2 separate regions of the Homo sapiens genome follow, and region 1 is linked to region 2. A link is an interaction called in ENCODE POLR2A ChIA-PET data of the cell type or tissue named here. Cell type or tissue: B cell. All regions are shown on one strand. Links, peaks and the distances in the headings refer to the core of each region. The heading gives the core; the rest is flanking DNA. Region 1 holds the start of TRIM72 (tripartite motif containing 72). Region 2 overlaps ITGAM (integrin subunit alpha M).

What was found. Peaks named below come from ENCODE experiments on the same cell type or tissue, not always from the same donor. Only the 100,000 strongest peaks of a DNase experiment are listed, where the experiment ranks them.
Region 1: POLR2A ChIA-PET joins it to region 2 with 11 read pairs; 8 of 35 experiments call an interaction of 5 or more read pairs at or near these places.

What each region holds. Positions count from the first base shown.
Region 1 is chr16:31,207,333-31,222,135 of GRCh38, forward strand. TRIM72 (tripartite motif containing 72) reads left to right here and starts at 6,787. Exons shown (of 7, transcript NM_001008274.4): 1 at 6,787-6,965; 2 at 7,400-7,796; 3 at 11,763-11,858; 4 at 11,957-12,187; 5 at 13,564-13,586. The coding sequence starts at 7,407. It overlaps PYDC1 (pyrin domain containing 1), which reads right to left and starts at 9,803. Exons shown (of 2, transcript NM_152901.4): 1 at 9,411-9,803; 2 at 8,630-8,825. The coding sequence starts at 9,696. The coding sequence ends at 9,427. RefSeq lists enhancers at 6,278-7,193, 7,194-8,108, 9,024-9,938. In B cell, for the core only: no CTCF peak of the experiment used is centred there; DNase peaks (open chromatin) are centred at 7,619, 8,519 and 9,519; H3K4me3 peaks cover 2,943 bases; H3K27me3 peaks cover 5,830 bases.
Region 2 is chr16:31,277,769-31,292,571 of GRCh38, forward strand. It overlaps ITGAM (integrin subunit alpha M), which reads left to right. Exons shown (of 30, transcript NM_000632.4): 12 at 199-341. Among named protein-coding and RNA genes, the nearest start is that of ITGAM, 25 kb to the left of the region's middle. RefSeq lists an enhancer at 6,268-7,467. In B cell, for the core only: no CTCF peak of the experiment used is centred there; no DNase peak of the experiment used is centred there.

The sequences.
Region 1 (14,803 bases), core at 5,408-13,407, 69 kb before region 2:
TTTGGGGCTGCAGGAAAATGCACCTACAGGAGTGTGTGTATGTGTGTGTATATGCGTGTGTGTGAGTGAGTGATGCCTCTCTCCTCCTCACACTCAGCTTCTTGGTAGAGAGGAGGTGAGCATGTGAGTCCCCGTGGGGTGAAGCTCTCCTTACTTCTGAGCATCACCACCCAGGTCCTTCCTTTGGGGCCCAGCTTGCCCCTGGCATCTGACCCCAGTTACGTCCTACTGATACACACATTCAGATGGAGACGGGGAAGCTCCTGGCTGTGATTGTCACCTGCCGTCACCTCAGAGCAAGTGTTAGCACTTCGGTGAGATGTCACAGGGAGGCAAGGGACAAGGGACTGGGGAAATGCAGCCGTTTCTCTCGGAGAACTGGAAGCCTCCCTCCTGCAGCAGTTTCAGGTCGGAGCTCAGTGAGAACAAGTGACATCTTTTGGCAGGTGCATGTGCTCTGTGAGCAGACTGTAAATTCTTTTGTTGCTTTTGTTTTGGAGACAGGGTCAGGCTCTGTCGCCCAGCCTGGGGTGTAATGGCACCCTCCCGGCTCACTGTAGCCTCAACTTCCCAAGCCCAAGTGATCCTCCCATTTCTGCCTCCCAAGCACCTGGGACCATAGGCATGTGCCACCACGCCTGGCTAATTTTTGTATTTTTTTGTAGAGACGGGGTTTCACCACGTTGCCCAGGCTGATCTCGAACTCTTGGGCTCAAGCAATCTGCCCGCGTCGGCCTCCCAAAGTGCCAGGATTATAGGCGTGAACCACCGTGCCCGGTCTGACCCTCCCCTCTTTCTGGATGCGAGCTCCAAGAGCTGAGTTTTGACCCCTGACAGGAAAGAGCCTCCAGTTCTCAGCCCAGGCTCACCCTTGCCCCCCTGGACAGGAGCCAGAGTGGTTGGTGGAATTAGGATGCCTGCTTCCTGGGTGTGACCCCTACCCCCACAACAAAGTAACACCTTGATTGCTGGAGCCAGATTGCTTCTCCTGGGGCAAGAAGGACCACAGACTGCCAGGACGTTGGGCAAGTCATTTAGCCCTTGTGCCCCATGGCCTCCCTGTAGGAAAGTGAAAGCGTTGTTATGAGGCTGCAATGAGTTCAGAATTGTGAAGAGCTGGTGCAGTGGCTCACACCTGCAATCCCAGCACTTTGGGAGGCTGAGGCGGGCAGATCACCTGAGGTCAGGAGTTCAAGACCTGTCTGGCCAATATGGTGAAACCCTGTCTCTACTAAAAACACAAAAATTAGCTGGGCATGGTGATGGGTGCCTGTAACCCCAGCTACTCGGGAGGCTTATGCAGGAGAATTGCTTGCCTCCGGGAGGTGGTTCAAGCGCTGTACTCCAGCCTGTGAGACAAGAGTGAGACTCTGTTTCAAAACAAAATAAAAGAGCTCGGCATGGTGGCTCACACCTGTAATCCTAGCACTTTGGGAGGCCGAGGTGGGTGGATTGCCTGAGCTTGGGATTTTGAGATCAACCTGTGCAATATGGCGAAACCCCATCTCTACTAAAACACAAAAATTAGCTGGGCGTGTTGGTGTGTGCCTGTAATCCTAGCACTTTGGGAGGCTGAGGTGGAATAATCGCTTGAACTTGGGAGGCAGAGATTTCAGTGAGCTGAGATGGCCCCACTGCACTCTAGCCTGGGTGACAGAGTGACTCCATCTCAAAAAAAAAAAAAAAAAAAACAAACAAAAAACAAAACAACTTACTTGTTGCATCTTTACAGAAATACATAGTCTTGATACTAATCCTTACATGATTCTCATTTTATAGGTGAGAAAATCAGGTTAAGCGACTTGCCCAAGGTCACACAACAAGGAAATTCTAGTCAGGACTGGAACCTGGAAGTGACAGTCACTGCTTCCTAAGCCCTTGGGTGCCAGCACACTGTCCCTGTTTATGTGGCATATTTTTTTTTCTTTCTTTTTTTTTTTTTTTTTTTGAGACTGAGTTTTGTTCTTATTGCCCAGGCTGGAGTTCAATGGCTCGATCTCAGCTCACTGCAACCTCTGCCTCCTGAGTTCAAGCAATTCTCCTGCCTCAGCCCCCCAAGTAGCTGGCGTTACAGGCACCAGCCACCATGCCCAGCTAATTTTATAATTTTAGTAGAGATGGGGTTTCACCATGTTGGTCAGGCTGGTCTTGAACTCCTGACCTCAAGTGATCCCCCCACCTCGGCCTCCCAAAGAGCTGGGATTACAGGTGTGAGCCACTGCACCCGGCCTATGTGGCATATTTTTCAGTTTAATCCTCATGACAACTCTATGGGATGGTTTTTTTTTTCTTTTCTTTCTGAGACAGGGTTCAAGCAATTCTCCTGGCTCAGCCTTTGGAGTAGCTGGGACTATGGGACTACAGGCGTGAGCCACTATACTGTTTTGTTTGTTTGTTTGTTTTTGGTAGAGACGGGGGTCTCGCTGTGTTGTCCAGGTTGGTCTTGAACTTCTGGACTCAAGTGATCCTCCCACCTTGGCCTCCCAAAGTGCTGGGATTACAGGTGTGAGCCACCACACCCAGCCAGGATGGTGTTATTTATCCACATATTGTATTTGAACGTGCTGAGGCCCAGAGAGGCAGGTGATTTTCCCAGGGGTGCCCAGCATGAGCTCATGAAGTCAGCATTCAGGACTTGCTTCTGTAGCAGCCCTGACTAGGGCTTTCTGGCCTCTCTCTGCATGTACCCAATAATTAGGAGCTCTTACCTTCCAAGGCACTCATTGCTTGAGCTGTTGGGAAACTTTCCCTTAGGACAAGCTGAAATCTATCCCTAGCTCTTTAGGTCTGAGGGACCTCATAGGGCCAGCTATACCGGTTTACCACTCCCTCCTTCCCTGCACATGGCTTATTGCCTCTTCTTGTTCTCAGTCTGCTTAAGACAATCAATGTTCCTTCCGTGGATCAGAGGCCAGTCCTGGCCCATCTGCAGGGAAGGATTGAATTGACTATCACCCACCTGTCTTAGACACCCACTCCTATAGATGACAGCAGGACCTTCAGTCCCAACTTGGCAATATTGGAAACTCTGGATGAGATTTAAGTTCTGGAAGTTGAGTTTTTGAGCATGAGCAACTTGTGGTTTCAGAGACCAGCTCCAGATATACCCTCTTTCAAACCTCTTCCTATTGCTAACACAAGGCTGCGTCTGAGCCATCAAGAATGGAAGAGAAGAAATCAGGGGCTTTTAGCCAGGCATGGTGGTGAACACCTGCGGTCCCCGTTACTCAGGAGGCTGAGGTGGGAGGATCACTTTAGCCTGGGAGGTCGAGGCTGTAGTGAGCTATGATTATAACATTGCACTCCAGCCTGGGCGACACAGTGAGACCTCAGAGACTTAAGGACAAAGAAGGTGGGGACACAAAACTCCCCTGGATTTCTCAGTGTGCCGGTAAAGAGCGCCAGCTTTGGCCGGGCGCAGTGGCTCATGCCTGTAATCCCAGCACTTTGGGAGGCCGAGGCAGGCGGATCACGAGGTCAGGAGATCGAGACCATCCTGGCCAACATGGTGAAACCCTGTCTCTACTAAAAATACAAAAAATTAGCCAGGCGTGGTGGCAGGCGCCTGTAGTCCCAGCTACTCGGGAGGCTGAGGCAGGAGAATGGCGTGAACCCAGGAGGGCGGAGCTTGCAGTGAGCCGAGATCTCATCACTGCATTCCAGCCTGGGCGACAAAGCGACACTCCGTCTCAAAAAAACAAAAAAACAAAAAAACAAAAAAAAAAAAAGGAAAAGAAAAAAAAAAGAGCACCAGCTTCCTGAGACTTTTCACATCTTAATTTCAGAATTTTATCTGCAGTCATTTATACAGGTAATTGCTCTTATCCAAAAGAATAATAGAACTTTTTTTCCTCCTAAAAGAACCAAATGTTTACAGCCTGAACGAGGGCCTAGGTTAAACAAGGTGTCAGGCAGCCTGAAGTAGCTACCTTCTTAAGCAGGCCAGCAGAAGTTCATGCTGTCACCACATAACATGCAAGAAGGAATGAGCGGTCGGGTGTGGTGGCTCATGCCTGGAATCCCAGCACTTTGGGAGGCCGAGGCGGGTGGATCACCTGAGGTCAGGAGTTCGAGACCAGCCTGGACAACATGGTGAAACCCCGTCTCTACTAAAAATACAAAAATTAGCTGGGCGTGGTGGCACGTGCCTATAATCCCAGCTACTCGGGAGGCTGAGGCAGGAGAATCGCTTGAACCTGGGAAGTGGAGGTTGCAGTAAGCCGAGATTGTACCACTGCACTCCAGCCTGGGCGACAGAGCAAGACTCCATTTCAAAAAAAAAAAAAAAAAGAAAAAGAAAAAATTAAGAACCTAAGAGACAGGCAAAGGGAGAGTCCAAAGGGGAGATTAAGAGAGTGAAACAGAAACAAAAATTCATTCTGAGAGAGACAGCAGTTGAGAGAGGAAAGAGTAAAACCAGGAAAAGGTTTGAGGGAAGCTAAGAGAAAGATGGAGAGGCCAAATGAGAGGGACTGAGTTTGCGTGTTTATTCATTCACCTAGTATCTGTAGAGCGCCTAATGTGTGTCACACACTTTAGTCTAAGCTGGAGACAAGCAGTAAACACAATTTCTATTCCGTAGGAAGAGACAGACAAGAAACCAGCAAACAAGTAGAATACATTGCATGTCAGATGCTGATAAATGTTATGGAGAAAAGGAAAGCCAGGCAGTGAGATGTTGGGGAGTTAGGAGATTTAAAATCAGGGAATTGGGAGAGGTCTTGCTGGAAAGGTAATATTGAGCAAAGTCTGAGGGAGGAAAAAGAGGATGCCATGCAGTACCTGGGTTGGAGAGTGTTCCAGGCAGAGGGGACCGTAAGTGCAAAGTCCCTGATGCCGAGTGATCAATGGGGAAAGGGGTGATAAAAGAGTCAGAGTGATTAATGGGGTCATAGCAGATAGGGCTTTGTAAGCCACAGTTAGCACTTTGGTTTTTATTCTAGATGAAATTTCTTTCTTTTCTTTTTTTTAATATTTATTGTTTTTTTTGAGACGGAGTTTTGCTCTTGTTGCCCATGCTGGAGTGCAATGGCATGATCTTGGCTCACTGCAACCTCTGCTTCCCAGGTTCAAGCAATCCTCCCATCTCAGCCTCCCGAGCAGCTGGGACTACAGGTGTTCTTCACCATGCCCAGCTATTTTTTTTGAGTTGGAGTTTCGCTCTTGTCACCCAGGCTGGAGTCCAGTGGTGCGATCTCGGTTCACTGCAACCTCTGCCTCCCGGGTTCAAGCGATTCTCCTGCCTCAGCCTCCCAAGTAGCTGGGATTACAGGTACCTGCCACCACACCCGGCTGAGTTTTGTATGTTTCATAGAGACGAAGTTTAACCATGTTGGCCAGGCTGGTCTCAAACTCCTGACCTCAAGTGATCCACCCGCCTGGGCCCCCCAAAGTGCTGGGATTACAGGTGTGAGCCATTGTGCCTGGCCCTTGCCAACTTTTTAATGGGGTTGTTTTCTGCTTGTTGAAATGTTTAGTTTCTTTATATATTCTGGATAGTAGATCTTTGTTGGATGCATAGTTTGTGAATATTTTCTTCCATTCTTTTTTTTTGAGACGGAGTCTCACTCTGTACCCCAGGCTGGAGTGCAGTGGCGCGATCTCGGCTCACTGCAAGCTCCGTCTCCCGGGTTCACACCATTCTCCTGCCTCAGCCTCCTGAGTAGCTGGGATTACAGGTGCCCGCCACTGCGCCCGGCTAATTTTTTGTATTTTTAGTAGAGACGGGGTTTCACTGTGGTCTCGATCTCCTGACCTCATGATCCACCCGCCTTGGCCTCCCAAGAGTGCTGGGATTACAGGCGTGAGCCACCGCGCCTGGCCTTTCTTCCATTCTTCAGTTGTCTGTCTGTTGATAGTTGCTTTTGCTTTTGCTGTGCAGAAGCTCTTTAGTTTAATGAGGTCCCACTTAACAATTTTTGTTTTTGTTGCTTTTGAGGACTTAGTCAAGAATTCTTTACCAAGGCTGATATCCAGAATAGTATTTCTCCTGCGGTTTCTTCTATGATTTTTATGGTTTGAAGTCTTACATTTAAATCTTTAACCCATCTTGAGTTAATTTTTTTTATATGGTGAAAGGTAGGGGTCCAGTTTCATTCTCTTGCATAAGGCTAGCCAGTTATCCCAGCGCCACTTAAATGAAATTTCAGCTGAGATTTGAAAGATACACATACAGGAACCAGGGCAGAATTGAGTTCTGGGCTGCAGGCTCTGGATTCAGTTCATTCATTTGTTCAATGTCTCTCTATCATTCATTCTCCAAGCATTTAGAGAGGCCTACTTTGTCCCAGGCTTGTCCTGGGTGTACTAGAGAGACCAAAGTGGAAAAGACCCTCCCCTCAGCTCTGGAGGAAGAAAACATTTCAGGGTGGGGTGAGGTCCTGCCCTCCTGCAGGTGGGGTAATCCTGCCAGGGTGACCTTGGTCAGCCATAAACTTGGGGAATGAGTGGGTGACAGGCTGGGGAGGGGCTGCCAGCAAGGAGGAAGGAGCTGGAGAGTGTGGAGGTGGGAGTGGGGGGAGAAAGGGCAGACCCCCTTCAATTTTCTGTCTTTTCTGTGGTGTGAAAGGCCCTGGCTCCCCGCTGGCTCTGAGCTCTGACTCCAGGCAGGCCGGGGAGAGAACAGTGGATGGGCCAAGACAGGTGGCCCTGTCATGTGATGTGTGCCCAGGGACTACTCAGCCCTCACTTTTAGAACGGTTTCCGGAAGTGATGGGAGGGATTGGGCAGGGCAGCTAAATATAGTCCTGGGGCCATGGCTCAGTCTGGGAGGGTCTTCCGCTGAGCACTGTGTGCCCATCACGCGTGGTGTCCACTGCCAGCTGCCCCTGTGAGTCCCTGTCCTTGCTTGGAGCCTGCTGCTTGTCTCAGATCCTTGGACCCAGCCCTGACCCCAGTCCAGCTAAGCTCAACCCTGACCGGTCCTCCTTCGAGACTCTTTCAGCCTAAGATCTCCAACCAGACCTGTGAGTCCCGTGGGCTGGAGAGAGGGGGAGGGGAGGTCTGGGTATCTTGGTAAAGTGAGGGAGGGGAGTCTCGGAGTGGGGGCTCTGGAGAATTTGGGTCCGGGACTAAGGTCAGAGGCTGAGGCCTGGGGCTAAGGCGAGGGCAAGGACAGTGGGCTAGAATCTGGGCTTGTGTTCAGGAACTGGGGTTGACTGATAGGGCATATTTTTGGGGTTGGAGCTGAGAATTGCAGTGGAGGCTGCTTTTGGGCCTGAGACCGAGTTCCTCTTTCCCCTTGGCCGTCAGAGTCCCATCCAGTGTAGGATGTGAGGTCTTTACAGGCTGGGGCTTCTCCCTGCGGGGCGGCGGGCCCGGCCTGGGCTAGGGCTGGGCCAGGGCTGGGCCGGGAGCGCGGCGCCGCGGGGTCCCCCTAACCTACTCCTCCTCCACCCAGGCCCGCCATGTCGGCTGCGCCCGGCCTCCTGCACCAGGAGCTGTCCTGCCCGCTGTGCCTGCAGCTGTTCGACGCGCCCGTGACAGCCGAGTGCGGCCACAGTTTCTGCCGCGCCTGCCTAGGCCGCGTGGCCGGGGAGCCGGCGGCGGATGGCACCGTTCTCTGCCCCTGCTGCCAGGCCCCCACGCGGCCGCAGGCACTCAGCACCAACCTGCAGCTGGCGCGCCTGGTGGAGGGGCTGGCCCAGGTGCCGCAGGGCCACTGCGAGGAGCACCTGGACCCGCTGAGCATCTACTGCGAGCAGGACCGCGCGCTGGTGTGCGGAGTGTGCGCCTCACTCGGCTCGCACCGCGGTCATCGCCTCCTGCCTGCCGCCGAGGCCCACGCACGCCTCAAGGTGCGGGATCCGCGCGCATCGTGGTCGGAGGGGCTGTTCGGTGGCACGGGGCCGATGGGGAGGTCGCTGCAGTGATTTGGATTCTGAGTCTCTAGAGAGGCTCACGAGCTCCTGGAGTTGCGGGGGGCGGGGGCGGGGCGAAGCAGCCAGGAAAGAGGGTCTGAGGAGCTTAAGGCGGGGCTGGCAGAGGAAAGCCGCGCAGGGATGGAGCCTGGCGATAAGGGCGCTGAGCAAACGTAGGTTTCCCGGCCTTAGTCCCTAGAGGAAACTGGAGATGGGCGGGCGGAGCCCCAGGGCGGGTCTGATGGGCCGGGCGGAGCCAGGCGGAGCAGGGACTGACCAGCCCCTGCGGCCCACGCTCGCATTCCTGCACCCGGTGGGCCGTTCGGGCTGGCTCCCTGCTCGGCGCTGGCCCACTTTGGACTGGAGGCGCGGCGTTCGGGACCGAGCCAGGCGGCCGGGGCAGGGTTGTCCCCTTGTGCTCAGCGGAGGCCCACGCACCCCTGAAGCTGCGGAACTTGGGCTGGCCTGACGGTCCCCAGGCGGGGCCTCACCAGAAGGGAGACTGTAAGGGCTAGGCAGCCGGGATCTGCACTTATGTGTGCGGGCCCAGGGTGGCACCGAGAGCCCCGTCCAGGATGTTTTTCTGGGTGGAGCTGGAAGTCCCGAAAGCCTTGGGAGCCCACACGCAGTTGTGCGCGTCCCGAAGTACCCAGCAGAGACACCCAGACAGAGGCAAATAGAGACGAACGCACACTGGCTGGTGCGTGTCATCCGTGTGGCAAAAGCACACACGTATAGCTACCGGCGGGCACGTGTGCGCGCAGCCCCAGTAAAGTCTGCCATGAATATTTATTGGGCAGTGGAAGAATAAATGACAGGTGCAGGGGCTGGAGGAGGCGGGGTCTGGAGGCACGGAGGCGTCCTTGGTCCCCGAGGTGGAGACACTGCTGTTGTCTTACGCGACTGGTGCGCGCGTGGGGCTGGCTTCACAGGCGTTGCATTACTCCTTTTGCCTTGACCCGCCTCCTAGAAGGGGTAGACCACCGTCCTTTCGTTGGTATTCGAGGCCCCCAGACTTCCCAGGGACCCAGCCTCTCAGTCCTGCCTGGCCCAGTTCAGCCCAGTCCTAGCTGGTGGTCTCCTAGCTCAGGGCAGGAGCCTCCTCCCGGGACCCCTCCCATCCCAGCACACCTGTGCTTAAGACCCCAACCTCAGGGCAACCCGCTCGGATCCCCTTCCATGCTGTGGAAGCTTTGTTCTTTTGCTCTTTGCAATAAATCTTGCTGCCGCTAAAAAAAAAACAAAAAACAAACAAACAAAAAAAACCCAACCTCGCCCAACCTTGCCCGTCTTTATCTGCGAAGAAAGCACAGAACCCATGAAACGGAACAGGGCCCAGGCAGCCCAGGAGCCTGGAAGGGGGCAGTGGGGCGAGATGCAGCCCACCAGGGTTCGCGGCAGCCCAGCCCTTCGCCCCCGGGAGGGGCTGGCCGGAGGTCTGAGGGAGGACCCCAGGAGGGACCCTGAAGGAGGGGAACAGGAAGGCTCTGGGCGGGACCTGACGCGTGGGTCCTTGGCGAGGAAGCGGGGTTGGGTCCCGAGATCACGTACCAGCTCAGAGTGGCCCTCACGCAGCCCGCTGCAGCCGTGCGGCCTCCTCCAACATGCGCATGTCGCGCAGCACGGCCACGACGAGCTCGGCTGCGTAGTCCTCGTAGTAGGAGGCGACCAGCTTGTCGGTGAGGTCCACGATATCTAGCTGCCCGAGCGCGCCCCGCGGGATGCGCTCAAAGCCCTCGCGCAGCGGCACCGTCCCCAGCTTCATCTTGAACTTCTTGAGCTCCTCCGGTGTCAGGTTCTCCAGCACCTTCAGGATGGCCTCGCGCTTCGTTCCCATGGCTCAGCCCTGCGCCTCTGAGCCTCCGAGGGCCTGGAGCCATCAGGTCCTACCTTTCCTGCAGCAGGTGGAGCTGCCGCCCCCGGGGATGTCCCGGGAAGGAGACTGATCTGGCAGCTCCTATTCAACCCTGTGGCTCCTGCTGGGAGGGGACTCTGCAAACACCGCCTAGAGGGTCCCCCAGTTTCCCCTGGGAGAGTGGGGGCGCCAAATTGTTGAGGTGGGGATTGCTGTTCCCAATCTGCAGAGGAGGAAACAGGTTGCAAGTCATTGAGGCAGGAATGGAACTGATTCCATGGTCAGGCACCTCCCAGCAAAGAAGTGGCTTTGTAGCCTGGCATGGTTGCTCATGCTTGTAGTGCCAGCTACTCGGGAGGCTGAAGCAAAAGGATTGCTTGAGCCTAGGAGTTCGAGTTGTGATTCTGCCACTGCACTCCAGCCTAGGCAATCCTGTCTCCAAAAAAAAAAAAAAAAAAAAAAAAAATGGCTTTGGCAGGAGTATTGGGAGCTCTCCTATATTTGCATATTTGCATTTGAGGTCTTGGGTAAGATCTAGACCACAGAATGGTTGGTCTGTGCAGGGGACATTTTTTTTTTTTTTTTTGAAATGCAGTCTTGCTCTGTCGCCCAGGCTAGAGTGCAGTGGCACATTCTTGGCTCACTGCAACCTCCGCCTCCCTGGTTCAAGTGATTCTCCTGCCTCAGCCTCCCGAGTAGCTGGGATTACAGGCACTTGCCACAGCGCCCAGGTAATTTTTGTATTTTTAGTAGAAATGGGGTTTCACTATCTTGGTCTGGCTGGCCTTGAACTCCTGACCTCGTGATCCACCCGCCCTGGCCTCCCAAAGTGCTGGGATTACAGGTGTGAGCCACCACGCCCGGCCAGCAGGGGACATTTTAATTAAATTTCCTGCCCCCTACTCCAAGCCCATGTGTGTACAGGCAGGCTGACTTGGTGGTCAGGCTGACAGGCTGACTGAGGCTGATGTTCTGCTTTTAAGTAAGAGAGGAAGCCCAGGAGTAGGGGTAGGTTGCCTTTCTTCTTTCATATATCCTTCATGTACCCCCTGAGGTCTGTTGTGTGCCAAGCTCTGTGCCTGCCTGTCTGGTGGGAGAGACCAAACCACACTGATGTTTGTCATCCTCGCAAAGACCTGTGCTATGGGGCTGACTGCTGAGCAGAGGGGATCAGGGAAGGCAAGGCCAGGGAGGGGTCAACAAAACAGACAAGGGGCTGGGGGTGTGGCGGTTCATGCCTGTAATCCCAGCATGCTGGGAGGCTGAGGTGGGAGGATTGCTTGAGGCCAGGAGTTGGAGACCAGTCTGGGCAATATAGTGAGATTGTCTCTACAAAAATATTTTAAAAAATCATGGCCAGGAGTGGTGGCTCATGTCTAATCCCAGCACTTCGGGAGGCTGACGTGGGTGGATCACCTGAGGTCAGAAGTTTGAGACCAGCCTGGCCAACATGGTGAAACCCTGTCTCTACTAAAAATACCAAAATTAGCCAGGCGTGGTGGTGCACCAAAATTAGTCCCAGCTACTTGGGAGGCTGAGGCAGGAGAATCGCTTGAACCCAGGAGGTGGAGGTTGCAGTGAGCTGAGATTGTGCCACTGCACTGCATCCTGGGTGACAGAGCGAGACTCCAACTCAAAAAAAAAAAAATCAGAAAATTTGCTGGGCACGGTGGTGTGTGCCTATAGTTCCAGCTACTTGGGAGACTGAAGTGAGAGGGTCAATTAAGCCTGGGAAGTTGAAGCTGTAGTTAACTGTGATCATGCCACTGCTCCAGCCAGGGCAACAGTGTGAGACCCTGTCTCAAAACAAAACACCAAAATAAATAAATAAAAAACCGCACCAAAATAGACAAGGGGCAGGGGAAGCATTCGGACCTCAGGAGTAGCACTGGCTGGGGCTGGGAGGCATGTAAGTGGGTTTGGGGATGGGAAGATGGCTGGAGGAGGAGCTGGCATTGAGGTTGAGCCACAGAGGGCAGGTTTAGGATGGGAGGTGTGGGTTTTGGGTGGGTGGCATCCCCATCACTTCTCCATGCCTCGACCCCCAGACACAGCTGCCACAGCAGAAACTGCAGCTGCAGGAGGCATGCATGCGCAAGGAGAAGAGTGTGGCTGTGCTGGAGCATCAGCTGGTGGAGGTGGAGGTGAGGACTTCACAGGGCCATGTCTGAGGGCTGGGGGCCAGGCTAGGGGTCTCCAGCCAAGAGTCTTTATCCCTTCAATCACTGCCCCATCCCTGCAGGAGACAGTGCGTCAGTTCCGGGGGGCCGTGGGGGAGCAGCTGGGCAAGATGCGGGTGTTCCTGGCTGCACTGGAGGGCTCCTTGGACCGCGAGGCAGAGCGTGTACGGGGTGAGGCAGGGGTCGCCTTGCGCCGGGAGCTGGGGAGCCTGAACTCTTACCTGGAGCAGCTGCGGCAGATGGAGAAGGTCCTGGAGGAGGTGGCGGACAAGCCGCAGACTGAGTTCCTCATGGTGAGCACTGGGTGACCCCCCTCCCTGCCTCAGCCCCCTGCTCAGGGCCCAGAGACCTCATCCCATTGTCAGATAGGCCCAGAGAGGGGCAGGGATAAGCCAGCAGCACACAGCCGGGAGGGGCAGGCCTCAGGACTGCTATATGGTTGTTTAGGTTGAGCACTGCATAAGGACATTGTATTAAGTGAGCACTATTCATATCATAGACATTGTAGGTTTATATATTTATTAGGACACTCTTATTTTTATTTTTTATTTTTTGAGATGGAGTCTTACTCTGTCACCCAGGCTGGAGTGCAGTGGCAGGATCTTGGCTCACTGCAAGCTCCGCCTCCTGGGTTCATGCTATTCTCCTGCCTCAGCCTCCCGAGTAGCTGGGACTACAGGCACCCGCCACCACGCCTGGCTAATTTTTTCTATTTTTCAGTAGAGACAGGGTTTCACCGTGTTAGCCAGGATGGTCTTGATCTCCTGACCTTGTGATCCACCTGCCTTAGCCTCCCAAAGTGCTGGGATTACAGGCGTGAGCCACCGCGCCTGGTCTTTTTTTTAAAGGCAGGGTCTCACTCTGTCACCCAGGCTGGAGTGCAGTGGCATGATCATAGCTCACTGCAGCCTTGTAGGCTCAAGCAATCCTCCAATCTCAGCCTCCCATAGCTGGGACTACAGGCGCTTACCTGGCTAGTTTTTGTATTTTTAGTAGAGATGGGGGTCTCATTATGTTGCCCAGACTGGTCTCAAATGCCTGGGCTCAAACAATCTGCCTGCCTTGGCCTCCCAAAGTGCTGGGATTACAGGCATGAGTCACCGCACCCGGCCTATTAGGACAGTTTTCTAACAGGTGGAATCAGAGTTTCTTGGAGGCAAAGATACCTTTTTGTAATCCACATAAAAGTGAAGGGGTAGGGGTGGCCTTGAGTTCTAGGTCTCTTTTGCGTTTTTTTTTTTTTTTTTTTTTTTTTTTTTTGAGACAGGGCTTTGCTCTGTTGCCCAGGCTGGAGTGCAGTGGCATGACTTCGGCTCACTGAAACCTCCTTCTCCCGGGTTCAAGTGATTTTCGTGGCTCAGCCTCCCAAGTAGCTGGGATTACAGGTGCCTGCCACCATGCCCAGCTATTTTTTTTGTATTTTTAGTAGAGATGGGGTTTCACCATGTTGGCCAGGCTGGTCTCGAACTCCTGGCCTCAAGCAATCCACACACCTTGGCCTCCCAAAGTGTTGAGATTACAGGCATGAGCCACCTCGTCTGGCCTCTTTTAGCTTTTCTGATTCTTTCTGACGTTGCACTCAGCATTCCTAGTTGTCTACCCCATCCTCAAAAGTTTCCAGTGTCCCCACCATCGGCTTCACCACCATTCTCTTTTTCTCTCTCTCCAGAAATACTGCCTGGTGACCAGCAGGTGAGAGCAACCTGGCCCTGTCCCTTTGCCCGACTTGTCCCAGTCTTCTAGGGACACCAGCCGGCTCACTCTCCACTCACTATTGTGCCTGCACACCCGCAATTCAGTCTGCTGCCCCACCCCTGCCTGAACACAAGGTTGTAGACAGAAATGATCTGGAAGGATCCTTTCACTCAGGGACCTCCTAGATTGGTGCCGTGAGACACATGTGGGTGGGGACACAGGCGTCACTGTGTGCTCAGTGTGGCCGTTGAGGGAAAGAGGTGGCCAGGGATGGAGTGAATGTTTGAGTTGGGGCCTGGAGGGATGAACAGGAGCTGGCTAGGCAAAGCGTTGGGAGAAGAAGGGCATTGTGAGGAGAAAGGCATTGCGGGGAGAAGGGCATTGCTGAGAGAAGAAGGGTATTGCTGGGAGAAGAACATTGCTGGGAAAAGAAGGGCATTGCTGGGAGAAGGGCATTATGGGGAGAAGGGCATTGCGGGGAGAAGGGCACTGCTGGGAGAAGGGCATTGCTGGGAGAAGGGCATTTCTGGGAGAAGAAGGACATTGCTGGGAGAAGAAGGGCATTGCTGGGAGAAGGGCATTATGGGGAGAAGGGCATTGCAGGGAGAAGGGCATTGTGGGGAGAAGGGCATTGTGGGGAGAAGGGCACTGCGGGGAGAAGGGCATTGCTGGGGAGAAGGGCATTGGGAGAAGGGCATTGCTGGGAGAAGGGCATTGCTGGGAGAAGAAGGGCATTGCTAGGAGAAGGGCATTGCTGGGAGAAGAAGGGCATTGTGGGGAGAAGGGCATTGCGGGGAGAAAGGCATTGCTGGGAGAAGAAGCGCACTGTGGGGAGAAGGGCATTGCTGGGAGAAGGGCATTGCTGGGAGAAGGGCATTGCGGGGAGAAGGGTATTGCTGGGAGAAGAAGGGCATTGCAGAGAGAAGGGCATTGTGGGGAGAAGGGCATTGCAGGGAAAAGGGCGTTGCTGGGAGAAGGGTGTTGCTGGCAGAAGGGTGTTGCTGGGAGAAGGGCATTGCTGGGAGAAGGGTGTTGCTGGGAGAATGGCATTGCTGGGAGAGGGGACAGCCAGCGAGAGGGCTGGCGAGTGGGAGGGAAGAGGAAGCTGCGGTAGTAGGTGTGTGCACACTGGCGAAGCTGAGAGGCTTGGACCTTATCCCAACAGAAGGATTAAAAGAAAATGTAGTTGGGCCGGGTGCAGTGGCTCACGCCTG
Region 2 (14,803 bases), core at 3,544-11,543:
AGGTGTGAGCCACCGCACCCGGCCAGAAACTTCTAAATTGAATTGTAATTATGTTCATAAAGAGAAATATAGCGTAGGGATCAGTTACCCCAACACAGCAAGCGTGGGGCTGCCCCAGTGCCCCTACTCAAGGGGTGGGTCTGCATGGTGGAGGAGGGGGCAGGGAATGCACTTCACCTCTCAGACCCCCACCTTCAGGTTATGCTGCCGCCATCATCTTACGGAACCGGGTGCAAAGCCTGGTTCTGGGGGCACCTCGATATCAGCACATCGGCCTGGTAGCGATGTTCAGGCAGAACACTGGCATGTGGGAGTCCAACGCTAATGTCAAGGGCACCCAGGTGAGTGCGGTTTGTGGAGCATGAATGTGCAAACAGAGGCGCCCTGGGGTCTTAGAGATTCCAGGAGGGGCATTCAGATGACATGCATGGCCCTCTTGTAAAGGAGGCTTTGGGGGCTGTGAGCTGGGGAGTTGTGGGATCAGCTTAGCATTTGTGAATGCTGTGTCCTCAGCTTTTTTAACAATGATAAATAACAATGCTTGCCTGTACAGAGCTCTCTATGGGTCTTTCTGTACTCAGGGCTGGTATTCAACCCGTATATAACCAGGATAGCCATGTTAGTTAATAAAATATTGAAACAATTCCGTATTCATTGATAAATGGTGGATTCCCCCTCACCCATGCACTCTGGTGCTTCCCCAGTCTCTGTGGGCTTCCCCATGATCCAGCAACTATGAGGTCAGGCAGGACACTTCACACACCCTCTAGGATCTGCTCCAGCCATGCCCCTGCTCAGTACCTGTGCAGCTCCAGCTGTTCATTATTTTGAATATCACCCCTGCAAAAGCAGCATGGTCACATATTATGTGGGAACTAGCGAGTGAGGCAAAACTCTCTAGTCAAAATCATTCTTGCAAATTCCTGAAATAGGACTGCACCCATGATATGGTGCCTATAGTTCTTTATTTTATTTTTATTTTATTATACTTTAAGTTCTAGGGTACATGTGCACAACATGCAGGTTTGTTACATATGTATACATGTGCCATGTTGGTGTGTTGCACCCATTAGCTCGTCATTTACATTAGGTATATCTGCTAATGCTATCCCTTCCCTCTCCCTCCACCCTACGACGGGCCCTGGTGTGTGATGTTCCCTACCTGGTGTCCAAGTGTTCTCATTGTTCAATTCCCACCTATGAGTGAGAACATGCAGTGTTTGGTTTTCTGTGCTTGCAACAGTTTGCTCAGAATGATGGTTTCCAGCTTCATCCATGTCCCTACAAAGGACATGAACTCATCCTTTTTTATGGCTGCATAGTATTCCATGGTGTATATGTGCCACATTTTCTTAATCCAGTCTATCGTTGATGGACATTTGGGTTGGTTCCAAGTCTTTGCTATTGTGAATAGTGCCACAATAAACATATGTGTGCGTGTGCCTTTATAGCAGCATGATTTATAATTCTTTGGGTATATACCCAGTAATGGGATGGCTGGGTCAAATGGTATTTCTAGTTCTAGATCCTTGAGGAATCGCCACACTGTCTTCCACAATGGTTGAACTAGTTTACAGTCCCACCAACAGTGTAAAAGTGTTCCTATTTCTCCACATCCTCTCCAGCACGTGTTGTTTCCTGACTTTTTAATGATCACCATTCTAACTGGTGTGAGATAGTATCTCACTGTGATTTTGATTTGCATTTCTCTGATGGCCAGTGATGATGAGCATTTTTTCATGTGTCTGTTGGCTGCATAAATGTCTTCTTTTGAGAAGTGTCTGTTCATATCCCTTGCCCAGTTTTTGATGGGGTTGTTTGATTTTTTCTTGTAAATTTGTTTAAGTTCTTTGTAGATTCTGGATATTAGCCATTTGTCAGATGGGTAGATTGTAAAAATTTTCTCCCATTCTGTAGGTGGCCTGTTCACTCTGATGGTAGTTTCTTTTGCTGTGCAGAAGCTCTTTAGTTTAATTAGATCCCATTTGTCAATATTGGCTTTTGTTGCCATTGCTTTTGGTGTTTTAGTCATGAAGTCCCTGACCATGCCTATGTCCTGAGTGGTATTGCCTAGGTTTCCTTCTAGGGTTTTTATGGTTTTAGGTCTAACATTTAAGTCTTTAATCCATCTTGAATTAATTTTTGTATAAGGTGTAAGGAAGGGATCCAGTTTCAGCTTTCTACATATGGCTAGCCAGTTTTCCCAGCACCATTATTAAATAGGGAATCCTTTCCCCATTTCTTGTTTTTTCAGGTTTGTCAAAGATCAGATGGTTGTAGATGTGTGGTATTATTTCTGAGGGCCCTGTTCTGTTCCATTGGTCTATATTTCTGTTTTGGTACCAGTACCATGCTGTTTTGGTTACTGTAGTCTTGTAATATAGTTTGAAGTCAGGTAGCGTGATGCCTCCAGCTTTGTTCTTTTGGCTTAGGATTGACTTGGCAATGTGGGCTCTTTTTTGGTTCCACATGAACTTTAACGTAGCTTTTTCCAATTCTGTGAAGAAAGTCATTGGTAGCTTGATGGGGAAGGCATTGAATCTATGAATTATGTTGGGCAGTATGGCCATTTTCACGATATTGATTCTTCCTATCCATGAGCATGGAATGTTCTTCAATTTGTTTGTGTCCTCTTTTATTTCATTGAGCAGTGGTTTGTAGTTCTCCTTGAAGAGGTCCTTCACATCCCTTGTAAGTTGGATTCCTAGGTATTTTATTCTCTTTGAAGCAATTGTGAATGGGAGTTCACTCATGATTTAGCTCTCTGTTTGTCTGTTATTGGTGTATAGGAATGCTTGTGATTTTTGCACACTGATTTTATATCCTGAGACTTTGCTGAAGTTGCTTATCAGCTTAAGGACGTTTTGGGTTGAGACAATGGGGTTTTCTAAATATACAATCATGTCGTCTGCAAACAGGGACAATATGAATACCCTTTATTTCTTTCTCCTGCCTGATTGCCCTGGCCAGAACTTCCAACACTATGTTGAATAGGAGTGGTGAGAGAGGGCATCTCTGTCATGTGCCAGTTTTCAAAGGGAATGCTTCCAGTTTTTGCCCATTCAGTATGATATTGGCTGCGGGTTTGTCATAAATAGCTCTTCTTAGTTTGAGATACGTCCCATCAATACCTAGTTTATTTAGAGTTTTCAGCATGAAGGGCTGTTGAATTTTGTTAAAGGCCTTTTCTGCATCTATTGAGATAATCACGTGGTTTTTGTCTTTGGTTCTGTTTATATGATGGATTATGTTTATTGATTTGCATATGTTGATCCAGCCTTGCATCCCAGGGATGAAGCCCACTTGATCATGGTGGATAAGCTTTTTGATGTGCTGCTGGATTCAGTTTGTCAGTATTTTATTGAGGATTTCTGCGTTGATGTTCATCAGGGATATTGGTCTAAAATTCTCTTTTTTTTGTTGTGTCTCTTCCAGGCTTTGGTATCAGGACGATGCTGGCCTCAAAAAATGAGTTAGGGAGGATTCCCTGTTTTTCTATTGACTGGAATAGTTTCAGAAGGAATGGTACCATCTCCTCCTTGTACCTCTGGTAGAATTCAGCTGTGAATCCGTCTGGTCCTGGACTTTTTTTGGTTGGTAGGCTATTAATTATTGCCTCAATTTCAGAGCCTGCTATTGGTCTATTCAGAGATTCAACTTCTTCCTGGTTTAGTCTTGGGAGGGTGTATGTGTCCAGGAACTTATCCATTTCTTCTAGATTTTCTAGTTTATTTGTGTAGAGGTGTTTATAGTATTCTCTGATGGTAGTTTGTATTTCTGTGGGATTGGTGGTGATATCCCCTTTCTCATTTTGTATTGCGTCTATTTGATTCTTCTCTCTTTTCTTCTTTATTAGTCTTGCTAGCGGTCTATCAGTTTTGTTGATCTTTTCAGAAAACCAGCTCCTGGATTCATTGATTTTTTGAAGGGTTTTTTGTGTCTCTATTTCCTTCAGTTCTGCTCTGATCTTAGTTATTTCTTGCCATCTGCTAGCTTTTGAATGTGTTTGCTCTTGCTTCTCTAGTTCTTTTAATTGTGATTTTAAGGTGTCAATTTTAGATCTTTCCTGCTTTCTCTTGTGGGCATTTAGTGCTATAAATTTCCCTCTACACACTGCTTTAAATGTGTCTCAGGATTCTGGTATGTTGTGTCTTTGTTCTCATTGGTTTCAAAGAACATCTTTATTTCTGCCTTCATTTTGTTATGTATCCAGTAGTCATTCAGGAGCAGGTTGTTCAGTTTCCATGTAGTTGAGCGGTTTTGAGTGAGTTTCTTAATCCTGAGTTCTAGTTTGATTGCACTGTGGTCCGAGAGACAGTTTGTTATAATTTCTGTTCTTTTACATTTGCTGAGGAGTGCTTTACTTCCAACTATGTGGTCAATTTTGTAATAGGTGTGGTGTGGTGTTGAAAAGAATGTATATTCTGTTGATTTGGGGTGGAGAGTTTTGTAGATGTCTATTAGGTCCGCTTGGTGCAGAGCTGAGTTCAATTCCTGGATATCCTTGTTAACTTTCTGTCTCGTTGATCTGTCTAATGTTGACAGTGGGGTGTTAAAGTCTCCCATTATTATTGTGTGGGAGTCTAAGTCTCTGTGTAGGTCACTAAGCACTTGCTTTATGAATCTGGGTGCTCCTGTACTGGGTGCATATATACTTAGGATTGTTGGCTCTTCTTGTTGAATTTATCGGTTTACCATTATGTAATGGCCTTCTTTGTCTCTTTGATCTTTGTTGGTTTAAAGACTGTTTCATCAGAGACTAGGATTGCAACCCCTGGTTTTTTCTGTTTTCCATTTGCTTGGTAGATCTTCCTCCATCCCTTTATTTTGAGCCTATGTGTGTCTCTGCACGTGAGATGGGTTTCCTGAATACAGCACACTGATGGGTCTTGACTCTTTATCCAATTTGCCAGTCTGTGCCTTTTAATTGGAGCATTGAGCCCATTTACATTTAAGGTTAGTATTGTTATGTGTGAATTAGATCCTGTCATTATGATGTTAGCTGGTTATTTTGCTCGTTAGTTGATGCAGTTTCTTCCTAGCATCGGTGGTCTTTACAATTTGGTATGTTTTTGCAGTGGCTGGCACTGGTTTTTCCTTTCCATGTTTAGTGCTTCCTTCAGGAGCTCTTTTAGGGCAGGCCTGGTGGTGACAAAATCTCTCAGCATTTGCTTGTCTGTAAAGTATTTTATTTCTCCTTCACTTATGAAGCTTAGTTTGGCTGGATATGAAGTTCTGGGTTGAAAATTCTTTTCTCTAAGAATGTTGAATATTGGCCCCCACTCTCTTCTGGCTTGTAGGGTTTCTGCTGAGAGATCAGCTGCTAGTCTGATGGGCTTCCCTTTGTGGGTAACCTGACCTTTCTCTCTGGCTGCCCTTAACATTTTTTCCTCCATTTCAACTTTGGTGAATCTGACAATTATGTGTCTTGGAGTTGCTCTTCTTGAGGAGTATCTTTGTGGTGTTCTCTGTATTTCCTGAATTTGAATGTTGGCCTGCCTTGCTAGATTGGGGAAGTTCTCCTGGATAATACCCTGAAGAGTGTTTTCCAACTTGGTTCCATTCGCCCTGTCACTTTCAGGTACACCAATCAGACGTAGATTTGGTCTTTTCACATAGTCCCATATTTCTTGGAGGCTTTGTTCATTTCTTTTTACTCTTTTTTTCTCTGAACTTCTCTTCTTGCCTCATTTCATTCATTTGATCTTCAATCACTGATACCCTTTCTCCACTTGATTGAATTGGCTACTGAAGCTTGTGCATGCATCACGTAATTCTCATGCCATGGTTTTCAGCTCCATCAGGTCATTTAAGGTCTTCTCTATGCTGTTTATTCTAGTTAGCCATTCGTCTAATCTTTTTACAAGGTTTTTAGCTTCTTTGTGATGGGTTTGAACATCCTCCTTTAGCTCGGAGAAGTTTGTTATTACCGATCATCTGAAGCCTTCTCCTCTCAACTCGTTAAAGTCATTCTCCGTCCAGCTTCGTTCCATTGCTGGTGAGGAGCTGTGCTCCTTTGGAGGAGAAGAGGTGCTCTGATTTTTAAAATTTTCAGCTTTTCTGCTCTGGTTTCTCCCCATCTTTGTGGTTTTATCTACCTTTGGTCTTTGATGATGGTGACATACAGATGGGGTTTTGGTGTGGAAATCCTTTCTGTTTGTTAGTTTTCCTTCTAACAGTCAGGACCATCAGCTGCAGGTCTGTTGGAGTTTGCCGGAGTTCCACTCCAGACCCTGTTTTCCTGAGTTTCACCAGTGGAGGCTGCAGAACAGCAAATATTACAAAACGGCAAATGTTGCTGCCTGATTCTTCCTCTGGAAGCTTCGTTGCAGAGGGGCACCCAGCCGTATGAGGTGTAAGTCGGCTCCTACTGGGAGGTGCCCCCCAGTTAGGCTACTTGGGGGTCAGGGACCCACTTGAGGAGGCAGTCTGTCTGTTCTCAGATCCAAGCTGCATGCTGGGAGAACCATTACTCTCTTCAAAGCTGTCAGACAGGGACATTTAAGTCTGCAGAAGTTTCTGCTGCCTTTTGTTCAGCTATGCCTTGCCCCCAGAGGTGGAGTCTACAGAGGCAGGCAGGCTTCCTTGAGCTGCAGTGGGCTCCACCCAGTTCGAACTTCCTGGCCGCTTTGTTTACCTACTCAAGCCTCAGCAATGGTGGACGCCCCTCCCCCAGCCTCACTGCCACCTTGCAGCTTGATCTCAAACTGCTGTGCTAGCGTGAGCAAGGCTCCATGGGCGTGGGACCCTCTGAGCCAGACGCGGGATATAATCTCCTGGTGTGCCATTTGCTAAGACCATTGGAAAAGTGCAGTATTAGGGTGGGAGTGTCCCAATTTTCCACTTACTCTCTGTCACGGCTTCCCTTGGCTAGGAAAGGGAATTCCCCAACCCCTTGCACTTCCCAGGTGAGGCGATGACCCACCCTGCTTTGGCTCATACTCTGTGGGCTGCACCCACTCTCCTACAAGCCCCAGTGAGATGAACCCAGTACCTCAGTTGGAAATGCAGAAATCACTTGTCTTCTGCGTCACTCACGCTGGGAGCTGTAGACTGGAGCTGTTCCTATTCGGCCATCTTGGAACCTCCTCTGCCTATAGTTCTTTAAAAAAAAAAATTTCAGGCAGGGCATGTTGGCTCATGCCTGTAATACCAGTGTAGCAGGACAAGCTGCATACAAAACCCCTCAGACACCGAGTTAAAGAAGGAAGGGCTTTATTCAGTCAGGAGCTACAGCAAGACTCACGTCTCCAAAAACTGAGCTCCCCGAGTGAGCAATTCCTGTCCTTTTAAGGGCTTAAAACTCTAAACAGGTCCACGTGAGGGGGTCGTGATCGATTGAGCAAGCAGGAGGTACGTGACTGAGGGCTGCATGCACCAGTAAACAGAACGGAACAGAACAGGACAGAGATTTTCACAATGCTTTTCCATACCATGTCTGGAATCTATACATAACATAACTGGTTAGGTCATGAGTTGATCTTTAACCAGACCCAGGGTGCAGCACAGCCCGTGGATTTAATTTCTGCCTTTTAGTTTTTACTTCTTTCTTTGGAGGCAGAAATTGGGCATAAGACAACATGAGGGGTGGTCTCCTCCCTTACCAGCACTTTGGAAGGCTGAGGCAGGTGGATCACCTGAGGTCAGGAGTTTGAGACGAGCCTGGCCGATATGGTGAAACTCTGTCTCTACTAAAAATAAAAAATATTAAAAAAAGTTAGCCAAGCGTGGTGGCGTGTGCATCTGTAATCCCAGCTACTCGGGAGGCTGAGGCAGAAGAATCACTTGAACCTGGGAGGCAGAGGTTGCAGTGAGCTGGGATCTTGCCACTGCACTCCAGCCTGGATGACAGGGCGAGACTTCATCTCAATTAAAAAAAAAATTTCAAGTTTTAGATTTGGGGTACATGTATAGGCTTGTTACATGCATACATTGCATGTTGCTGAGGTTTGGGCTGCAGATCCCATCACCCAGGTAGTGAGCATAGTACCTGTGGTGGTTTTTCTTTTTTCTTTTTCTTTTCTTTTCTCTCTCTTTTTTTTTTTTTAGAGACAGGGTCTCACTATGTTGCCCAGGCTGGTTTTGAACACCTGAGCTCAAGCAACGTTGCCCAGGCTGGTTTTGAACTCCTGAGCTCAAGCAATCCTCCTGCCTTGGCCTCCCAAAATGCTGAGATTACAGGTGTGAACCACTGCGCCTGGCCCAATAGGTGGTTTTCCAACCCACACCTCCTGCTCCTCCATCTGGTAGTCTGCAGTATCTATCATTCCCATCTTTATGTCTATGTATACCCAGTGTTTAGCTCCCACTTATAAGTGAGAACATGCAGTATTTGATTTTCTGTTCCTGTGCCAATTCACTTAGGATTATAGCCTCCAGCTGCATCCATGTTGCCGCAAAGGATGTGATTCATTTTTTTTTTTATGGTGGCGTAGTATTTGATGGTGTATATGTACCACATTTTCTTTTCCAATCCACCACTGATAGACACCTAGGTTGATTCCATGTCTTTCTATTGTGAATAGTGCTGTGATGAACATACGAGCATGTATCTTTTTGATAGAACAGCTTATTTTCTTTTGGATATATGGCCAGTAATGAGATTGCTGGGCTGAATAGTAGCCCTGTTTTATATTCTTTGAGAAATCTTCAACCTGCTTTCCACAGTGGCTGGACTAATTTACATTCCCACCAGCCAACAATGTATAAGCGTTCCTTTTTCTTCATTGCCTTACCAGCATCTGTTATTGTCTTTTTAATAATAGCATTCTGACTGGTGTGAGATGGTATCTCATTGTGGTTTATGATTTGCATTTCTCTGGTGATTAGTGATAATGAACTTTCTTTTTCAAATGTTTTTTGGCTACTTGTATGTCTTCCTTTGAGAAGTGTCTGTTTATGTCCTTTACCCACTTTTTAATGGGGTTATTTGTTTCTTGCTTGTTGATTTGTTGAAGTTCCTTATAGATTCTGGATTTCAGACCTTTGTCAGATGTGGTTTGCAAATATTTTCTCCCATTCTGAAAGTTTTCTGTTTACTCTGTTGATAGTTTCTTTTGCTCTACAGAAACTCTTTAATTAGTTCCCACTTGTTGATTTTTGTTTTTGTTGCAGTTGCTTTTGAGGGCTTAGCCGAAAGTTCTTTGCCAAGGCTGCTGTTGAGAAAGTATTTCCTAGGTTTTCTTCAATGATTTTAATAGTTCGAGGGCTCACATTTAAATCTTTAATCCATGTGATTTAAGTCTTTAATCACATTTAAATCTTTAATACACCTTGAGTTGATTTTTGTATAAGGTGTAAGGAAGGGGTTCAGTTTCATTCTTCTGCATATGGATAGCCAGTTATCTCCACACTCTTTATTGAATAGGGAGTTCTTTCCCCATTGCTTGCTTCATAGTCTTTATTGAAGATCAGGTGGTTATAGGTGGGTGGCTTTATTTCTGGGCTCTCTGTTCTATTCCGTTGGTCTATGTGTCTGTCTTTGTACCAGTACCATACTGTTTTGGTTACTATAGCCTCATATTCGGATAGTGTGATGCCTCCAGCTTTGTTATTTTTGCTTAGGATTGCTTTTGCTATTTAGGCTCTTTTTTTGTTCCGTATTAATTTTAGAATAGTTTTTTCTATCTGTGAACAATGGCATTGGTAGTTTGATACAAATAGCATTGAATCTGCAAATTGCTTTGAGCAGTGTGGCCATTTTAACAATATTGATTCTTCCAATCCATGAGCATGGAATACTTTTCCGCTTATTTGTGTCGTCTCTGATTTCTTTCAACAGTGTATTTCTCTTTGTAGAGACCTTTTACCTCCTTGGTTAGCTGTGTTCCCAGGTACTTCATTTTTCGTTTCTGCCTGTAGTTCTGTGTGTTTTTAAAATTTTTGTCGGTGGTTCTCTTTGACTTGTAATTAATGCATTGTATGGGGATGAAACCAGTTTCTCCTGATACCTGAACAGCTTGTCATAATTCTTTGCCAATAGTCAAATTCTTCACGTGGTCTCTCTAAACACATACTGGCCATTGATGGTGTCAATGCCTGACATGTATAAGGGATGGGGTGGGGAAAAAAGTGTAGAGGAATTACGGGAAGTCAAGTGTGGATTGGATGCCACTTCTCTGTTTTCGGTGTGTGGTCAGGACCACATGAGGAAGGCTGGCTGGTCAACTCCCCCACCCCACACAAGTACACGCACATTACCATCAAGGGTGATAGATGCTTAAAGTGGGACAGTCTGGGAGTTATGAGAGCAAATGGGAGGGGCACCCACAGAAAGGCAGTATGGAAGCCTTCCTGGTGGAAGTGGCAGCTAAGCCAAGGCCTGAGGTGGAAGCACAAGAGAAGTGAAAAGGGGTGTGGGGAAGCAAGGGGCCAGAGGAGGGAGAGAGAATGGAATGGAGGGTCAGAATATGCGTATAGGGTGGTGGGAGGAGTGGTGGGAGAAAACAGGAAAGAAGGGTAGGTGTGGCTTATCCCAGACATGCAGGGCTTGTTCAATATCCCAAATACCAATATTGCAGAAATGGACAAGCTGATCCTGAAGTCCATATGGAAACAGAAGGGACCCATATATTAGACTTATACCTAAATGTTTCATGACCTTTGGCACTATTGTAAATTGTACTGGTTTTTAAATTTAAATTTCCAATTGTTGGAACAGAACAGAGCCCTCAGAAATAATTCCACATGTCTACAACCATCTGATCTTTGACAAACCTGACAAAAACAAGAAATGGGGAAAGGATTCCCTATTTAATAAATGGTGCTGGGAAAACTGGCTAGCCATATGTAGAAAGCTGAAACTGGATCGCTTCCTTACACCTTATACAAAAATTAATTCAAGATGGATTAAAAGCTTATATGTTAGACCTAAAACCATAAAAACCCTAGAAGGAAACCTAGGCATTACCATTCAGGACATAAGCATGGTCAAGGACTTCATGTCTAAAACACCAAAAGCAATGGCAACAAAAGCCAAAATTGACAAATGGGATCTAATTAAACTAAGGAGCTTCTGCACAGCAAAAGAAACTACCATCAGAGTGAACAGGCAACCTACAGAATGGGAGAAAATTTTTGCAATCTACTCATCTGACAAAGGGCTAATATCCAGAATCATCAAAGAACTCAAACAAATTTACAAGAAAAAAACAACCCCATCAACAAGTGGGTGAAGGATATTAACAGACATTTCTCAAAAGAAGACATTTATGCAGCCAACAGACACATGAAAAAATGCTCATCATCACTGGCCATCAGAGAAATGCAAATCAAAATCACAATGAGATACCATCTCACACCAGTTAGAATGGTGATCATTAAAAAGTCAGGAAACAACACGTGCTGGAGAGGATGTGGAGAAATAGGAACACTTTTACACTGTTGGTGGGACTGTAAACTAGTTCAACCATTGTGGAAGACAGTGTGGCGATTCCTCAAGGATCTAGAACTAGAAATACCATTTGACCCAGCCATCCCATTACTGGGTATATACCCAAATGACTATAAATCATGCTGCTATAAAGGCACATGCACACGAATGTTTATTGCGGCTCTATTCACAATAGCAAAGACTTGGAACCAACCCAAATGTCCATCAACGATAGACTGGATTAAGAAAATGTGGCACATATACACCATGGAATACTATGCAGCCATAAAAAAGGATGAGTTCATGTCTTTTGTAGGGACATGGATGAAGCTGGAAACCATCATTCTCAGCAAACTATCGCAAGAACAAAAAAACCAAACACTGCATGTTCTCACTCATAGGTGGGAATTGAACAATGAGAACACTTGGACACAGGAAGGGGAACATCACACACCAGGGCCTGTTGTGGGGTGGGGGAAGGGAGGAGGGAAAGCATTAGGAGATATACCTAATGTAAATGACAAGTTAATGGATGCAGCACACCAACATGACACATGTATACATATGTAACAAACCTGCACGTTGTGCACATGTACCCTAGAACTTAAAGTATAATAAAAAAATAAATTTCCGATTGTTTAGGGATATAGAAATACAACTGGCCGGGCCCAGTGGCTCACGCCTGTAATCCCAGCACTTTGGGAGGCCGAGGCAGGTGGATCACCTGAGGTCAGGAGTTTGAGATCAGCCTGACCAACATGGAGAAACCCTGTCGTTACTAAAAATACAAAATTAGCCAGGTGTGGTGGCACATGGCTGTAATCTCAGCTACTTGGGAGGCTGAGGCAGGAGAATCGCTTGAATCTGGGAGGCAGAGGTTATGGTGAGCCGAGATCATGCCATTGCACTCCAGCCTGGGCAACAAGTGTGAAACTCCATCCAAAAAAAAAAAAAAAAAAAAAGAAATACAACTGATTCTTACATATTGATCTTGTATCCAAAACAATCTTAGAAAAGGGGAACAAAGCTGGAGGGTTCACACTTTCCAATTCAAAACTTACAAAGCCATCAAGCCAGAAAGTAAATTAGTGGTTTCCAGGGGCTGGGGGTTGGACTGGGGATTGGAAATACTGCTAACAGGTAGAGAATTTCTTTCTGGGAAGATGGAAATGTTCTGGAGGTAGTGGTGATGATTACACAACATTGTGAAGGTACTAAAACCCAGTGAACCTTATACTTTAAAATGGTAAATTTTATGGTCTATACATTTAATCTAAATTATAAAAGCTACTTTGAAGAAAACAATGTGATTCACCATAACAGCAGATTAAAGAAGAAAAAACATGTAACCACCTGAACAGATATAGAACTCTAATTTGACAACATACAACATCGTTTCATGATTAAAAATACTCTCAGCCGACTAGGAACTAAAGGGAACTTCCTCAAGCTGAAAAAGAGCATTTACAAAAAATCTCTACCAGGCATTATACTTAAAAGTGAAAGAGAATGCTTTTCACCTAAAATTGGAAACAAGACAAGAATATCTACTTTTATAATTCCTATCCAACATTGTACTGAAAGACCTAGCCAATGCAATAAAGCAGGAAAAAGAAGAAAAAAAAATATAAAGAGGAAAGGAAGAAATAAAACCCTCTCTATTTGCAGATGATACAATTGCATGGAAAATTCCAAAGAACCTATAAAAAAGCTATGATAATAGGTTTTTTCAGTAAGTTCTCAGGATATAGGAGCAATGTATAAAAATTAGTTTTATTTCTATAATATAATTGAACAATTGGAAATTTAAATTAAAAAGTACCATTTACAATAGCATAAAATACCATGAAATATTTAGGTATAAATCAAACGAATCATGTACGGTAACTTTATGCTGAAAACTACAAAACACTAATGAGAGAAATAAAAGACCTAAATAAATGGAGAGAGACGCTGTGGTCATGGATTCGAATATTATAGTTCCAATATTGTTAAGATGTCAATTCTCCCTGGGTTGATCTACAGATTCAATGCAGTAAAAATCCTGGATAATATTCCATTGTGCACATGTACCACATTTTCTTTATCCATTCATCTGTTGATGGACACTTAAGTTGATTCTATATCTCGACTATTGTGAATAGTGCTGCGATAAACACGGGAGTGCAGTTATCTCTTCAGTATACTGATTTCCTTTCCTTTGGCAATATACCCAGCACTGGGATTGCTGGATCATGTGGTAGTTCCATTTTTAGTTTTCTTGAGGAGCCTCCATATTGTTCTCTATAGTGGCTTTACTAATTTACATTCCTACTAACAGTGCATGAGGGTTCCTCTTTCTCTGCATCTTTGCCAGCATCCATCATTGTTTGTCTTTTCGATAAAAGCCCTTTTAACTGGAATGAGATGATATCTCATTGTGGTTTTCATTTGCATTTTTCTGGTACACAAAGGAATATTATTCAGCCATAAGATGAATGAATCTTGTGATTTGCAATAACAGGATTGGAACTGGAGGACATTATGTTAAGTAAAACAACCCGGGCACAGAAAAACAAATATTGCATGTTCTCATTCATGTGTAGGAGCTAAAAAAAAATGGATCTCATGGAGGTAGAGAGTAGCATGATGGGTTACTAGAGACTGGGAAGGGTAGTAAGGAGGATGGGGTAAAGAGGGGATGGTTAATGGGTACAAAAATACAGTTAGGAAAAATAAGACCTAGTGTTTGGTAGCACAGTAGGGTGACTATAGTTAACAATAATTTATTGTGTATTTCAAAATAACTACAGGAATGGAATTGGAATGTTCCCAGCAAAAGAAATGATAAATCCTTGAGGCAACGGATATCCCAGTTACCCTGATTTGATCATCACACATTGTATGCTTGTATAAAAATATCACATGTTCCCTATAAATATGTGCAATTATTACATATTCATAAAAAGGTAAAAATCCTAGAAGTATATTTTGCAGAATTTAGCCAATTCTAAAATTTATATAAAAAATAAAAAAGTAGAGTATCCAAAAGAATTTTGAAAAGAATCTTGATACATACCATTAAGTAGCTGTCACTTTTTATTTATTTATTTAATTTAAAAAAATTAGATTGATATTTTATAATTTTTCAACTTTTACTTTAGGTTTGAGGGTACACATGAAAGTTTGTTATATAAGTAAACTCATGTCATGGGAGTTTGTTGTACAGAGTATTTTGTCACCCAGGTATTAAGCCTAGTATCCAATGGTTATTTTTTCTGCTCCTGCCTCCTCCCAACCTCCACCCTCAAGTAGACCCCAGTGTCTGTTGTTTCCTTCTTTGTGTTCATAAGTTCTTTATAGTTTAGCTCCCACTAATAAGTGAGAACATGCAGTATTTGTTTTTCTGTTCTTGTGTTAGTTTGCTAAGGATAACGGCCTTCAGCTCCATCC